2 separate regions of the Homo sapiens genome follow, and region 1 is linked to region 2. A link is an interaction called in ENCODE POLR2A ChIA-PET data of the cell type or tissue named here. Cell type or tissue: Panc1. All regions are shown on one strand. Links, peaks and the distances in the headings refer to the core of each region. The heading gives the core; the rest is flanking DNA.

Region 1 (7,939 bases), core at 2,166-4,665, 340 kb before region 2:
ACTTACTCATTCCTGTGTCCCTGGCCCCTGGCTCAGGGCCTGGCACAGAATAGGCAGCAGAAAATATATGATAGTTTTTAATCTTCACCAAATATTTCTGGCTCTCTGCTTTCTGGACACATGGCAGGATTGTGCTTTGTGGCCCCAACATGGGTGAGTAGGAGCAAGGTTAACTTCTTTTGGTTAATTTATGAATGGAGGTGGCATGTCACTTCTGAGCTGGAGCATTGACTAGCTGGTGCCAGGCCCTTCAGAGTTTCCCTCTGGAACAGTGACCAACAACACTGAAGATGGTGGCTGCTTCCTGAGGGACTGCAATGATCAGAGCCCCCTGCTGACGATGGACATGCATTGGAGTTCAGCCACTTACATGTCACAGCACAACCTAGCCTGCTATAACTAATGTAATTGTTTATATTAATCAGAACTCTTATATTTGTAAGTGTAGAAACCCAATTCTAACATAAGCCAAAAAAAAGAACAAGGGTGGGGGTTATTGGAAAAGGTACTGGAGTCTCATAGAATCCAAGAGTAAGGCAGCAGCTGAAGAACAGAACCAGAGTGTGAAGCTCTTTAGGAACTTAGGTAGTCTTTTCCCTCCCACTCTCTGTCATGCTTTGTGGCATGTGTTTGCTTCATTTTGTCTCGCTTCAGTCCAGCTTTCTCTATTTCCCAGGCCACCTGGTAGAAAATGGCTGCTGCTGCTCCTGCCACTGCTGCTGCTATCCATGAATGTTGGGGTAGAGTCAAGGTTTCTTATTTGAGCAGCTGGGTGGATGGATGCTAAAGATACTGCTGGGATGGAGAACACCAGATAAGGATCAAGTTTGGAGAGGAAGATGATGAGTTCAGTTTTTAATAAATCAAGTTTGAGATACTCATGGGAGAGGCAAGCAGAGAGAGCCAAGAGGCAGTTGGGTCTGGAGCATGAGTGGGATGAGTGAAGGTTTAGGTGCAGAAGCTCTAACAGAGGAGAGCAGAGGACTGATAAATGTGAGACATAGGCTGTGTGAGGCACAGGCTGGCAAGGAGGAGTAGGCCAAGTAGACCGAGAAGTAGAGAATAAGTGGTGCAGGGACACAGAATGGGACATTATGACCGTCTCATCCTCTGGCAGTCTCTTCCTCTGGCAACCCGGCAAGATAGGCAAGGTTGTTTTATGGATGAGAAAACCAAGGCTCCGAAAGGCCAAGTGCCTTGTGAGAGGTCATGTTGTTGATAAGGGCAGGGTGAGTCTGGGCTCCCAGTGTGGGCTCTGAAGGGCAAGTGAGGCAGGCCTGCAGGAGGAGCCCCCAGGAACAGGTGGTCAGTGGGTAGGCAAAGCAGGAGGATGTAGAACAGGAGGCCAGAGTTAGGCTGAGGTCTAGCTGTGGCATCAGGTCAGGCTACTGCTGTGGGTTCCTGGCTCTCCTTCCTGCTTGGACAGATCCCACCTCCGGTTTCCCACTGGGGCCTTTCCTTAAGGAAGGAAGCTGAGCGTATGAAGGAGGATATTTAACACCCTGGCTTTCCTCCTTTGAAAAAGCCTCTTCTTGTTTGTTCAGAGTCTTTTCCTCAAAATAAACAGATTGTCCAGAGTCTGGTGAATGAGTGCTGAGGGTGAGGACGTGACCAACTGCAGTTACTAGTCCAGTGTCTTGTTCCCCCACTGAGGCTGGCAGGAAACTGAACAGAGCCAGCTCTGGCAGCGTGATCAGGTATCAGGCACCTCGCTTTGTGTAAAAGTCTCTGACAGGGTGTCCCTATGTTGCCCAGGCTGGTCTCGAACTCCTGGGCTCAAGAGATCCTCCTGTCTCAGCCTCCCGAAGTGCTAAGTAGGATTACAGGCACGAGCCACCACACCTGGCTGTAAAAATGTACTTATTCTCCAGCCTCTTTTGTATAAACCATAGTAAGGGATGGGAGTAATGATGTTATCTGTGAAAATCGCCACCATTTACCCATAAGACAAAACTTGTTAAAGCCTCCTGAGTCTAACCTAGTGTATCAGGCCATTTTTCACACACAAAAACATCCTTTTCAGGATTTAACGGAATCTATTGTTTCCCCTAGGTTGAAAAACAACTCGAAGACGCTTTAAAGTACCTTCTTGGGCTGGGTTACATGGTTCCCAGCCTAGGTTTCAGAATTTTGCTTAAGGCTAGTTTTAGAAACCCTTGAATTCAGAAAAGTTAATTCAGAAATTTGATAAACAGAACTATTTAAAAACTAACTGGAAAGATTATATGTTCTTTCTGAATTATTCAGAAATTATGCATCATTTTCTTTCAAGAATGACAGGGTCAGAATGTGGAATTCCAAGATAGCTCTTGACTTCCTCTCAAGCTCCATGTGTGGTCAGTGGAGGCCCATGCGAGCTCAGCATGTGTACTAAGAAGTGTTAGTTTCTTTGGGGCCCATCTACCCTGACCACATCATGATGTTCATCTGCAGCTATTGCAAGGTGTTCAGATTGTGTAAATACAAATGGCATAAAAACTTTAAAAGAAGCGCAATTCTGGAAAGATTAGGTGGACTAAAGCATTTTGTAAAGCAACTGGTAATAATGAGCTTACAGTGGGTAATTCATTTGAATTTGAAAAATACAGAAATGAGCCTGTCAAATACCGGCAAGAACTATGGAATAAAACTACTGATGCAATGAAGACAGTTGAAAAGATCAAACAAATGCTAAGCTAAATTTATAATGAACAAATTGAAGAAAAAAAAGGACTACAGAAAGTTCAGGACATCAAAGAAGTCAGGCAAAACTCATCTTGACACCTCTTGCAGGCAAAGGAAAGCAGCTGGAAGAAAAGGTGATACAACAGTTATAACAGGATGCAGACACGGAAGAGGTTTCCTAAAAATCTCATTGTCTATAACCGTTTCTATATTTACATTTGAAAATCTCCTTTGGAGACTTAGAACCTCTAAATTATTGACTTATTTTTTATATAAGGTCACTCAAATGAAAGGTGATTAAAAAATCATCTACATTGCTGTCTACAAAACATCAGACAATATGGATGTTAGATTGCATCTCATTGTTAACTCTTTACTGATAGATATGTTTGTAAATATGGAAGTGAAATGTGGGCATAAAATGGTTATGCTATTTGGTTAATGGTACTAGGCAACATTTCTGTAATTAATGACATTCAAAAATTTATGGCTAGTGATATATATAAAGTAAAATTTTCTTTGCAGTAAAATATGCCTTTTATTGTTATAGAAGGGAGGATATAAGGAACCAACAGTTTGTATGAAAATAGCTCAAATAATATCTTCTATTTTGATTTTAGTATTTCTTATTTTGGTTTATTAGCATCTTAGAACAAAATGGCCTTATATAATGAAGCCCAGTTATGCTGGACTGTTTTTGACCTGTTTTAATTGTTCTGACAGATAATTGGGGATGAGGGCCAAATAGTGTTTGCCTGAAATGACTGACACTATATAATTTCTGCTTTGGCAAATACTCAGTTCTAACTTGTGATTCCTGGTAGAACAAGCTTTATTTTTCGAGCCTAGCAGTGATCTAGAAGCAGATGTTATCTCAGTGCCTTTTAAAATTTGTTGTGTGGTTTTCTTTTAAAAAGCCACACAATAATTTTGGAAAACAATGTATGGGTAGAACATCTGTCTGTTATTTGCACACAAAACCACTTTTAATGGGTACAAAGTTAAATTAGGAGGAATATGTTCAGATGCCCTATTGCACAGTAGGGTGAGTACAGTTAATGTATTGAATGTTCTTGCTACAAATAAATGATAAATGTTTGAGTTGATGGGCATGCTAATTACACTGATTTGATCGACACACATTGTGTGTGAAACAGTACATACACCATATTTACAATTATGTATCAGTTTAACATTTTAAAAAACATTTCTAATGTAAAAAGTATGTCTCAAACTGTAGATTAACTTCTTGATTTATATTTAAATATGAATCTTAAGCAAAATAGTGAAAATAATCATCTTGATTTAGTGTTTTTCTCCCATATGTGAATTGTATATACTTAGGTGAGGACAATAAAATCAACTGAACTGTAAGCTTAGAATAGGACTGAGGGGTAATTTTGCATAGCAGCTTTACTAAGGGTACATTGTTGCTTCAAAACTCTCTCTCTCTCTCTCTCTCTCTCTCAATAAATGGCCAAAGGGATTAGTACTTTACCTTTGGAGGTCCTCAAAGCGTTATTTGGAGTTGATAATACTTCAGCTAGAACCAAGTAGAATCTGTTTTTTTCTGAGGAGTATCGGTAGCATAAATGTGATTATAAACAAAGTACAGTTAAGATGTATGTATGCAATGACTGCTATTTATACAAAATTTAAATCTGCAAATAGAATCAACATGCTTATGGGTTATTAAAATTGTCTAAATTCTTAGGTTCTTTATACTACACGTGCTGATTTACAAATAAATGATTTATTAAGTGATTTTTTAAAAAGTCTCTCTCTGAAAACTCCCATGGAAACCAGATTTTTGTAATCTAAATCTGATTTTTCAACCAAATTTTTATAATATTATCATACCATTTTATAATATCTATAAAGTTAAAAAAACTTGTACTCACATCTAACACAATCCTTTTCACTGATGTGTGTTTTCAGTATTTGATCATGAGCAGACATATTTTTATGTACTTCTAATATGTGGACAACATTTTGTATACTTTTTTTCATCATCTGTGATTTTGTTTTTAATTAAGTCTTATGATCACACATAATTTTTAAATTTGTGTATATCTCCTCTACTTTAATCCTTTTAAGTCAGCAAAAGCACCATTCCCGATCACAAATACACAAGAGTTCTACAGTTTTAGGTTTCTGAATGGCTGTTTAAAGACAATCCTAAATTACAACTTAGTCTGACTTAGATTGTAAAGAATTCAAGAGTGAGGTTTAACTTGCTACTATTTTTAAAGCATTTGACCTTATAGATCATCTATAAAATGTGAGAAGTGTTAAATAATCCTTATTTGATATTACACATAAACCACACTAAAATACCTTTCAATAAGTAAAAGGAACCATTTTAGACACAGGGAATTCAAATTAGATTGGCATAGTTAAGGCCAAAAATTTAAAGTATACATTGCTACCTTATCATCAACCCTTGCCTTTAAGAAGCAAGTGAACACAAAACACAGGTGAACCTTGCTTGGTTCTGAGACAGTGAAGGAATTTCCCAGTATTTAAATATATTTACATATCCAGTTATATTAATCTAAATATAAAACCAATCTCCAATAAGTTTTTTTTTTTTTTGAGGCGGAGTCTTGCTCTGTTGCCCAGGCTGGAGTGCAGTGGTGCGATCTCGGCTCACTGCAACCTCTGCCTCCTGGGTTCAAGCGATTCCTCTGCCTCAGCCGCCTCAGTAGAGTAGCTGGGGACTGCAGGCGTGCACCACCATGCCCGGCTAATTTTTGTATTTTTAGTAGAGATGGGGTTTCACCATGTTGGCCAGGCTGGTCTTGAACTCCTGACCTCAAGTGATCTGCCCACCTCAGCCTCCCAAAGTGCTGCGATTACAGGTGTGAGCCACCACACCCAGCCCAATCTCCAATAAGTTTTAAGATGGCATTCACCATCTTTGGAAAGTTGAACATTACTAACAAAGTCTAATCATAGCTTTAGAAGGGGTAAACGGTGATAGCATTTACTGAATCGCAATTACTATTAAAATTCAAAAAACCAAACATATTCATTTAACTACAACCCCATCTTAGTTTTAAATCAGGACTGCCCAACAAAATATTCTGTCAGTCATTCATGATCTGAATTCTGGTGTATGAGAGCTATCAAATTGTGGTACACATAAAAAAGTCATGAGACATTTCTGTTTTGTAATAAATAAGGCAGTGGCCAATTATTACTCATTAGTAGCTTTTTTGAGATAAGCTATCAAGTCTGCCCTTTCTGCCTTCTTCTTAATGTGGGCAAAGATCATTTTTGTTCCAGAGATGTACTTCTAGGGATTCTCCAAATGCTCCATCAGGGTATCCTCTCCCCAGGTGATGCGTTTGTTCTTACTGGCATCTGTTAAAGAGAATCCAATGGCCTGGACGGTGGAGATTAGGCCTCGTTTTGTCCTTGCCTTTGTTTTCCACGGTGTAGCACTGGGCATACTTCTCAGTACAAATCCTCTTGCCTTTCTCAATATCACCCATATTTAATTCTCTCTTTTGTCGCTGGCGCTAGGAAGGTTCCCACTCAGAAGCCGGACGTCCCGCTCTGTGTACTTTTTTTTTTTTTTTTTTTTTTTTTGAGATGGAGTCTCACTCTGTCGCCCAGGCTGGAGTGCAGTGGCACGATCTCTGCTCATTGCACGCTCCGCCTCCCGAGTTCACGCCATTCTCCTGCCTCAGCCTCCCGAGTAGCTGGGACTACAGGCGCCCGCCACCACGCCCGGCTAATTTTTTGTATTTTTAGTAGAGATAGGGTTTCACCATATTAGCCAGGATGGTCTCGATCTCCTGACCTCGTGATCCGCCCACCTCGGCCTCCCAAAGTGCTGGGATTACAGGGGTAAGCCACGGCACCTGGCCCTCTCTGTGTACTCTTTTAAACCAAATATCATGCTACAAACATTTTCCCACATTCCTAGTCTTTATAACTATATTTTTGAATGCCTTAATTTTTTTAACTTTGATCAATTTTTAATAGAGATAATCCATACATATGGAATAAAATTTAAAAGGTGCAGAATAGTGGCATTGAAATGTAAGTCTTGCTCCTCCCCCTCTCCCCTGTAAACCCAGATCCCTTCCCTGGAGGGCTACATAATGAAAAGTGTCTTATTTATATACTTCAGAGTTATTTTATACATATATAAGCACACATGACTATACACATTCTTTTTTGTATAGTAGCATACCCTATGCACAGTCTTGCACTTGGGTGATTGTTTCAGACCAGTTTATAAAGGGCATCCTCATTCTTTTTAGTGACTATGTAGTATTCCATTGAATGATTTACCATGACTTATTTAGTCTCTATTGAGGACATTTAGTTTATTACTAATCTTAGGCTTTTACAAACAAAGCTATAGTGAGAATTTGTGTGCATGTATGTGTGTATGTGTGTCTGTGTGTGTTTCATACATGGTGAGTACAGAGGCTGCATTTCTAGAAATGGTTTTCTGAGTCAAAGGATATGTGTATTTTAAATTTAGTAGACATTGTCATAATTGCCTTCCATAAAAGTTATACCAATTTATACTCCTGTCAGCAATATAATGATGTAATGCCTGCATTTTAAATTTCCAGCACCTTAGAAAGCTTTTTCATTTTTTTTTCAAGGCAAGTTTTAGAGCAGGAATGAAAGTTAAAAAACTTTAGAGCAGGAACAAAAGGAAGGAAAGTACACTTGGAAGAGGGCCAAGTGGGCGACTTGAAAGACAAGTGTCTTTTTTTATTTTTAAAGACTTTTTTTGTTGTTGTTGAAACAGGGTCTCACTCTGTCACCCAAGCTGGAGTGCAGCAGCATGATAATGGCTCATTGCAGCCTTGACCTTCTGGGCTAAAGTGATCTTTCCACCTCAGCCTCCTGAGTAGCTAGGACTAGCTAGGCATGTGCCACCACGCCTAACTAATTTTTTTTGTGTTTTTTTTTTCAAAGTAGAGATGAAATCTGGCTATTTTGCCAGGCTGGTCTTGAACTTCTGGCCTTAAGCAATCCTCTTTCCTCCACCTCCAAAAGCGCTGGGATTACAGGTGTTGTGTTTGGCCTTAAAGCTTTTTATTATAAAATATTTTAAACATACAATAATGAACCGTCATGCAGCTAAAGCCATCCTCAGCTCATGGCCAGATAAGTTTATCTAAACTGGTACCCACTTCCTGCCTCCCCCTGGATTATTGTGACGCGAATAACAAATATACTGTTTCATTCAGAAATATTTCAGTATGTATTCCCAAAAGATAAATACTCTTGGCTAGGCATGGTG
Region 2 (7,939 bases), core at 1,881-4,380:
AAAAAGCTTATTGGCACTAGAGAAGCTTTGGGGAGCTGGCAAGCTCTTTTTGATGAGTGACCCTCTCATTGGTAGGTGAAACTGCTCTGAGGGTTACAGCAGGCCATTTCTGCATCCAGGCTTGCAGAGAATTGCATTGTTGGAGCAATCTATATACCCTGAGCCCTTTTTTTCCCCTGGCCCCTCAACTGATTTAGTTGGATATGATAAGAAGGACCCAATTTGTATAATGAACTTTCACATTCTCTTCCACAAAGAAATATGCTTTTTTCTTTTGTTTGTTTTGAAATTAATGTCTCTTGTTCTCTTTCATGAACACAAATATTTCACTTTCCTTTTGATTCTACTGTAAGAAAGACAGCAGCCTATAGCACCCATAGATATTAAGGAAATACTGTGAACAACTCTACACATATTAATTTGACAACTTAGATGAAATGAGCCAATTCTTTAAAAACTGTAAACTACCAAAACTCACTCAAGATCAAATAGATAACCTGAATAAAATGATAATTATTTTTAAATTTAATTTTTAGCTTAAAACCTTCTGAAAAAGAAATCTCCAGGCCCAGATCACTTTACTGGCAAATTCTTCCAAACATAAAGGAGAAAACAGTTATTTTAAGGCCTGCATCACCTTAATACCAAAACCAGAGGGCAATATAAGAAAAGTATAGAACAATATCCTTAATGAACCTAGACTTAAAATTTTTCAACGCAATTTTAGTAAATTGAGCCAGGCATGGTGGCGTGTGCCCATAATTTCAGCTACTCAGGAAGCTGAGGTGGGAGAATCACTTAAGGCCAGCAGTTTGAGACCAGCCTGGGAAACAGAGCAAGACCCCTAAAATATATAAAATATATATTAAATATATATATATATAAATATATAAAATAAAATTAGCTTGATGTGGTGGTGCACACCAGTAATCCCAGCTACTTTGGAGGCTGAGACAGGAGGATCACTTGAGCCCAGGAGTTCAAGGTTACAGTGAGTTATGATCACACCACTGCACTCCAGCCTGGGTGACAGAGCGAGACCCTGTCTCTAAATTTAAAAAATAATAAGCATTGTTAAATAGTTGACTTTTTAAAAAATGCTGCATTGACCAACATGATTGTGAAAATTATACTTACTAATTTGCTCTCTCTGATACTGATACATGTTGTAGATATAGTAGATAATTGTAGGCAACTTATTGTTAAAGCGAACCTTGAGTCGTTGCTAGAAGACTGATGAGTGTCCTTAAGGTTGTTCTCTTACGGATGTGAGAAGCATATGGTACATTCTTGGTATATGTGGATGGCGTGGGCTTTGGAAGAGGGGTGATATATTTAAGTGATAGAATGATGGTCTAGAGATAGCACCAAAAAGGCAAAAGTTAACTCCCTTTAGCCTGGCAAGTGTAGGTGGTTTCTATTGGAAGAGACTTTGAGGAAATGGGGACATTTAAAGAAAAAAATGTTTCATTAAAGTGGTAAAGTAATTTGTATAAAATAGAAATTCTACAGGACTCAGTGAAGGGATTGGCAGAGGAGTGAGCACCAGGATGAATCATGATTGGGGAGGCAAATGATTGAGGTGGACAGGAATGAAGATCTGGGAGCTAAATGCAACAGGAGGGTTAAAGTAGATGGTCTCTTGGACGGCTAGGAATTGACAGAACATTCTTCTGTTTTATACCGTCAAAGTTTGACCAATACTTTTCCCTCTGCCTCTAATGTTCTACTTCCATCCCCCTCAGCTTTTTCTGCCTCATTCGTATTTAAGATTCTAAGCTCAAATGTTTGTATTTCACTCCTGGAAATCATCCCTGGCACTCCTTCCTCACCTTTTCCCCAGCCTCAGACCCCTTCTTAGCATTCCCATACCACCTAGTACACATCCTTATCTTAAAACTTACTATTTTATATTAAAATTACTTTTTTGTTAATTGTTTATTTATCAGTAGAAACTATTTCTTAGCCCACATATTCATGTTTCATAGTTCAGGAACACAAATCAGTGACAAACTTCTACGTAATTTAGCCCAAAGAAATTCTTTGTATTTCAAAATCACTTTGTATTCCGAAAGATATCAGCCTTCTTCATCTCCTCACAATCTTTCATGGAATCATAATTTCTGAAGAAATCTGTGTGTGCCTTCTTTCTTGGTTTAGCCACAGCAAACAGAGAGAGATCTGTAACCCCCAGGGATACAGCAAATGTTCCAACAATATGAAATTGCAACCATATCTAAGGTTTTTGCCAAAGCACTAGAAGCCGTAGTCATTGTACTTGATAGGTATGTCACCACTGCCCTTCCTGGCCGATAGAGAAATGGAAAAATTACTTTTTTTTCTAACTTCCTCTACAAAATACTATGATCCTCTGAGGCAGAGGGTGTTTTTGTGGGGGAGGAGGGGGTTATTTTTTTTGAAACAGAGTCTTGCTCTGTTGCCCAGGCTGTAGTACAGTGGCACAATCATAGCTCACTGCAGCCTCAATATCCGGGGCTCAAGCAGTCCTCCTGCCTCAGCCTAGCGAGTAGCTAGGACTTCAAGGTACATGCCACCATGCCCAGCTAATTTTTTTTTTTAAATTTTTTGTAGTGACAGGTTCTCACTATGTTGCCCAGGCCAGTCTCAAATTCCTGGGCTCAAGCAATCCTCCTACCCCTGCCTCCCAAAGTGCTGGGATTACAGTGTGAGTCCCTGTTTTAGTCCTCTGTTTTCCTCAGGGAGGTAGCACAGAGCCTGGCACAGAGCTGGTATCAACAAGTATTTGTTTAACTAAACAAAGGAGTTAGGCCACTGTGTTTTGATTGTAAGATGGGCGTGGCAAGTGTCTGGACTTTCTCTGACTCTTTATTCAAGGGCCAATGGCAGTACAGGCCTATGAGTTAAAGCAAACTCTGTGGCCAGTCAGCAGTTCATTGTTAAGGCCAGGAACACTACCTTTATCCTCAGTGTCTCCTTTGTTTCTAGAATGCAGAGGCAGTCTTTGGCAAGTGATGAATGGTAAGGGAACACTTCCTGGCATTTATGTTTGAGCAACCAGGATTTTATGTGATGCTGTTAACAGTGATCACTGCACATAGTATTCATCCCACCGCATTGCTGTCATTTGTCTTTGTACAAAGATCTTCATGATGAATAGATTTGAAGGACTTTATATTATGGTTCATGAACAGAATTCTCATCAAGACCCAGGCATGTTTTATTGAGTTTGTGCCTTGGCAGTTCTTCTGGATAAAATATTTCATTGACCTTCCCAGAGACATCGTAAAACATCTAACTGCAGTTTTTCATTTTTGTGTTAGGGCATTCATTATTTGACGGTCTTTGGGTGCTTAAACAATTCCTTCTGCTTTCTTTGTCATTGAAACTGAACTTTCAGCGCTACTATTCTTTTCCTTTGGAGTATATCCTTCACTTTCTTCCTTAAGGTTTTGCTTCAAAACTCCATTTTATTTTTCATTCCTCCATTAGGCGTTTCTCCATTGGGATTTTCAGAGGACTAGAGAGTCTTTTCACAAAGAACTTGAACTCACAGGAAGGAGATGATAAGGAAACTTAAAGTAATTACCTTTTCATCTTAGTTGTCCTCCCTCCTCACCCCTCTTCATCTCCAGCATAGAACTAGGACCTTATTTTTCCCAAGCAACTAATAATAAGAATGCAGAAAATGTTATGTCCTTCTTTTATTCATCAGACCATTAGCATTATTAGGCATATTAGACTTGCATACTATTTATACACACACTATGCTAAGTAGTCGATAGAAAAATGAAGAAGATAGCCCGTGCTTCAAGGAATGCATAATCTAATCAGGATGATGAATGAAAGGTCGCAAGTACCTTCTCCAAGTCTTTGCTTTAAAAAAAAAGAATCTTCGAATTAGGGTAATATACTTTCCTGATGGCCTTGTATAATCACATTATCTTCTCTATATGAGGAACTTAGCACAGTTACTGGCCTGTAGTAAAAGGTTCAGTAAATGGTGATTATGCTAATGGATAGATACAGATTAAGTAGAAACATGAAGAAGGCAGTGGACATGGCATCTCTACTTAGACGTAAAGAAGGAATACTGGGGGAAATTGTATATACAAAGGCATAAAGCAATGAAATATAAGGTACATTTAGAGAACCATAAGTAATTGGTCTATTGGAACAGAGGGATGAAGGAAGGAAGCTTAGTAAGAGATGAGGCTTCCAAGGTAGGCAGGAATTTAGACAATTAATGGGGGACATTAATCTTGTAAGGAATGGGGGACATTCCTTACAATCCTGTAGGGAATGGGGGACATTCCTTACAATCCTGTAGGGAATGGGGGACATTCCTTACAATCCTGTAGGGAATGGGGGACATTCCTTACAATCCTCTAGGGAATGGGGGACATTCCTTACAATCCTGTAGGGAATGGGGGACATTCCTTACAATCCTCTAGGGAATGGGGGACATTCCTTACAATCCTCTAGGGAATGGGGGACATTCCTTACAATCCTGTAGGGAATGGGGGACATTAATTAATATTAAGCAGGGGAGTCTTAAAATTAGTTAATCAATGCTAAAGAAAATTTCTCATATACTACCTGTCTCTCTTAGGTCTCACTTGCCCTGGAACCTCTGTCAGAAACTTACGACAGCTACCATCCACTTCCTACCACTGACATGACAGAAAATGTGCTTTTATCTAAGCAGGGATTCAGAGAGAATACTGAACCCAGCAGTACCCAGTTTCAGGTTCCATCAAGGCCTCGCGACATACATACCATCAAAATTGATGGAAAAGAGTTAGCAGCCAACAGCAGTAGATCAACCACTCCGAGGTAATTACCATACCTAATACCAGTCAATCTGTCAGTTAACTGCACTGTAGTTGTGATTTCTGTCTTTCATTTATGGTTGAGTAAAAGATTAACAGCAGAGAGAGGCACAGTCCTCATTTAGCAGATAACTGTGAAGCACCCACTCTGGTCCTGGTTTGATACTAGGTGCTGGGCCTAGAAATAAGTAAGACATGATTTCTGTTTTCCAGGACTACTCACAATCTAGCGGAGAAGCCAACATACAGATAAATGACTAAATGATATCCAGATGCAGGACAGATGTTCATGAGGGAAAAGAGGGACAGGGAGCTATTCTGTGAAACAGAATGGAATAAGAATCAGGTTTTTGTTTTAAGTAATTATTTATGAAGCATTTGCTTTGTGTCAGGCTCTGCTGAGCTCTTCGTTTTATTGTCTCATTTAAGCTATGACTCCCTCACTGTAGGTAAAGCATCTATTATTTCTATAATTTGGGAGATGAAAAAGAGATTTACAAAGTTGTATTGCAAATAAGTCACGCTTTTTGAGGTCCAAACTACCTTGCCAAAACCACTGGTCTACTTTCTGTCTCTGACAAAATAGAATGTTACCATAATAGATTATATATTGCTGATGTTCTCCCTTTTTAAAAAAACAGGGGAAAAGACCATGTATGCTTTGCAGAGAACCCTGATACAATAAAGGATTCTTCCTTTGGACTACAGCACAGTCTTAATTCAGGACAGAGTTTAGAGTCTGTAACTCTGAAAGGCAGAGCTCCACGGAAGCAGATGTCCCTTCTGAACAGTTCTGAATTCCAGCCTCAAATTAGAACAGTTGCCAAGAGTCACAGTGACTCATGCATTCTTTCTTCAAACAACCTCCCTACCAAGGATCTTCTTTCAGGTATGTATGTATTTGTGAACTGAGTCAGACTAAACTACGTTTATGGGATTGCTCTGCTTGTTAGCCAGCCTACAAAGAGAACCAAGACTCTTGTTTGAACTAAGTCAAATAAAAACAGGCAGTCTTGCTAGAGTCCAGCATCTCACACCATTTAAAGACAGCCGTATTAAACCACCAAGGTATTTCTGAATAATTACTCAGTGCTTATAATTGTAAGTTTGGGGAAGGAATCGTTTAAAAGGAATTGGATATGAGGGGAAAACCTTTATCATAGAAAAGGATTAGTCCTTACTTTGTCCCAAATAATTCAAGGCAGGTAAGGTTTTTGTCTCGTGATCAGCATTTATTTATCCCACTGTATGGAGACTAGTACAAAATCCATTTCACATTCTGAAAACTCTTAGTCTTAGTGAGAACGTTCAGTACACAGCTGCTGATCTTAATCCTGGGAATTAAATAATGACTGTGGCCAAATAGAAGAAGAAAGGAGACAGTTTACCCTTATAAGGGCTTAGACAGAAATAAAAAAGCAAACAGGAACAGAATTAGATTACCTCATGTTAAGGAGTGGTATAATAAAAGCAGTTGACTTACATTACACTGTAATGGTCAACCATGTATCTCTTTGACCTCAAGATCATAACAGGAATTTGTCTACATCCCTACAAGTAAAATTTCCAAAATTAAAATATCTGTAGCATCAGAAAAGTCTTTTAAATAACTATTTGGGTACATAATTTACATTCTTAAGGACATTTTGTAAAAGAACAAAAACATTTTGTTTATAGTTTTTCAACTGAATTGTCTTAGATTCCCTACTTTAAAAAATACACGGGCCGGGCACGGTGGCTCACGCCTGTAATCCCAACACTTTGGGAGGCTGAGGCGGGCAGATCACTTGAGGTCAGGAGTTCGAAACTAGCCTGGCCAACATGGTGAAACCCTGTCTCTACTAAAAATACAAAAAATTAGCTGGGTGTTGTGGTAGGTGCCTGTAGTCCCAACTACTCAGGAGGCTGAGGCAGGAGAATCGCTTGAACTCAGGAGGCAGAGGTTGCAGTGATCCAAGATGGTACCACTGCACTCCAGCCTGGGCAACGGAGCAAGACTCTGTCTCAAAAAGAAAAAAAAGAAAAAATATATATATATATAAAATTCCAAAAAAAAGTATATATATATATATACACTCCAAGATTATAAACTATTAATTTCAGTCTTTAATGCAAAGACTACATTAACAAGAAGGAAAATTGACCCAATGTACTCAGCACTTGTCAGCTCACTTGTGTAGACTTGAGCACCAGACTTTAGGAAAGATATTTGTTGACTCAATAAGCAGTTATCTATTCAGCACTACCAAATGTCTGGCGCTCTTCTAGGTATCAGGGCTACAGTAGTTAAATATATATATATAAACTCCTGCTGTATGGATTTTATATTGATTGGAAGACAAATGATAGACTAAATAAATAACTGTGTGTTACTTGGTGATCATGGCAATGGTGATATATGAAGCCAGGAAGGTGAGAGAAGGGGATGTTAGTTTTACATAGGTTGGCAAAGGAAGACCTCATTAAGAAGATAACATTAAGCTACTCAGGAGGCTGAGGTAAGAGGATCACTTGAGCCTAGGAGTTCGAGTCCAGCCTGGACAACATAGCAAGATCTCATCTCTAAAAAAAAAAAAAAGCAAAGAGAAAGAAGGTAACATTAAAGATCTAAGGGAAAGGAGATGTGTTCCTTCTTTTTTTTTTTAACTTTTATTTTTTTTTATTTACTTTTAAGTTCTGGGGCACATGTGCAGAATGTGCAGTTTTGTTACATAGGTATACACGTGCCATGATGTTTGCTGCACCCATCAACCTGTAACCTACATTAGGTATTTCTCCTAATGCTATCTCTCCCCTAGCCCCCTACCCCCGACAGGTCCCGGTCTGTGATGTTCCCCTCCCTGTGTCCATGTGTTCTGGAGAGGAGATGTGTTCCTTCTAAGGAAAGTAACCAGACTGGTAAAAGGAGCAGCAAGAGATAGCCTGGAGAAAACAGCTGCCACTTATTGAGCACTGATTATGTGCTAGCTACTATGCCAAGTGCTTTATATACATAATCTTACAAAAGTCACGTGAGGTAGGCATTATCCCCATTTTAAAATGAAAACACAAGCTCAGACTTAGGCAGCTCCTGTGCTATCAAAGGGGGCAGCTCTCATTTATTACTGTCTCAGACTTTAAGGTAAAGT

The links. Peaks named below come from ENCODE experiments on the same cell type or tissue, not always from the same donor. Only the 100,000 strongest peaks of a DNase experiment are listed, where the experiment ranks them.
Region 1: POLR2A ChIA-PET joins it to region 2 with 6 read pairs; 3 of 35 experiments call an interaction of 5 or more read pairs at or near these places.

What each region holds. Positions count from the first base shown.
Region 1 is chr11:74,480,472-74,488,410 of GRCh38, reverse strand. It overlaps the pseudogene CYCSP27 and the pseudogene LOC107984356. Among named protein-coding and RNA genes, the nearest start is that of LIPT2-AS1, 8.9 kb to the left of the region's middle. In Panc1, for the core only: no CTCF peak of the experiment used is centred there; no DNase peak of the experiment used is centred there.
Region 2 is chr11:74,136,481-74,144,419 of GRCh38, reverse strand. It overlaps C2CD3 (C2 domain containing 3 centriole elongation regulator), which reads left to right. Exons shown (of 33, transcript NM_001286577.2): 4 at 4,592-4,815; 5 at 5,453-5,700. Among named protein-coding and RNA genes, the nearest start is that of C2CD3, 31 kb to the left of the region's middle. RefSeq lists a silencer at 5,502-5,796 and an enhancer at 5,502-5,796. In Panc1, for the core only: no CTCF peak of the experiment used is centred there; no DNase peak of the experiment used is centred there; H3K27ac peaks cover 2,500 bases.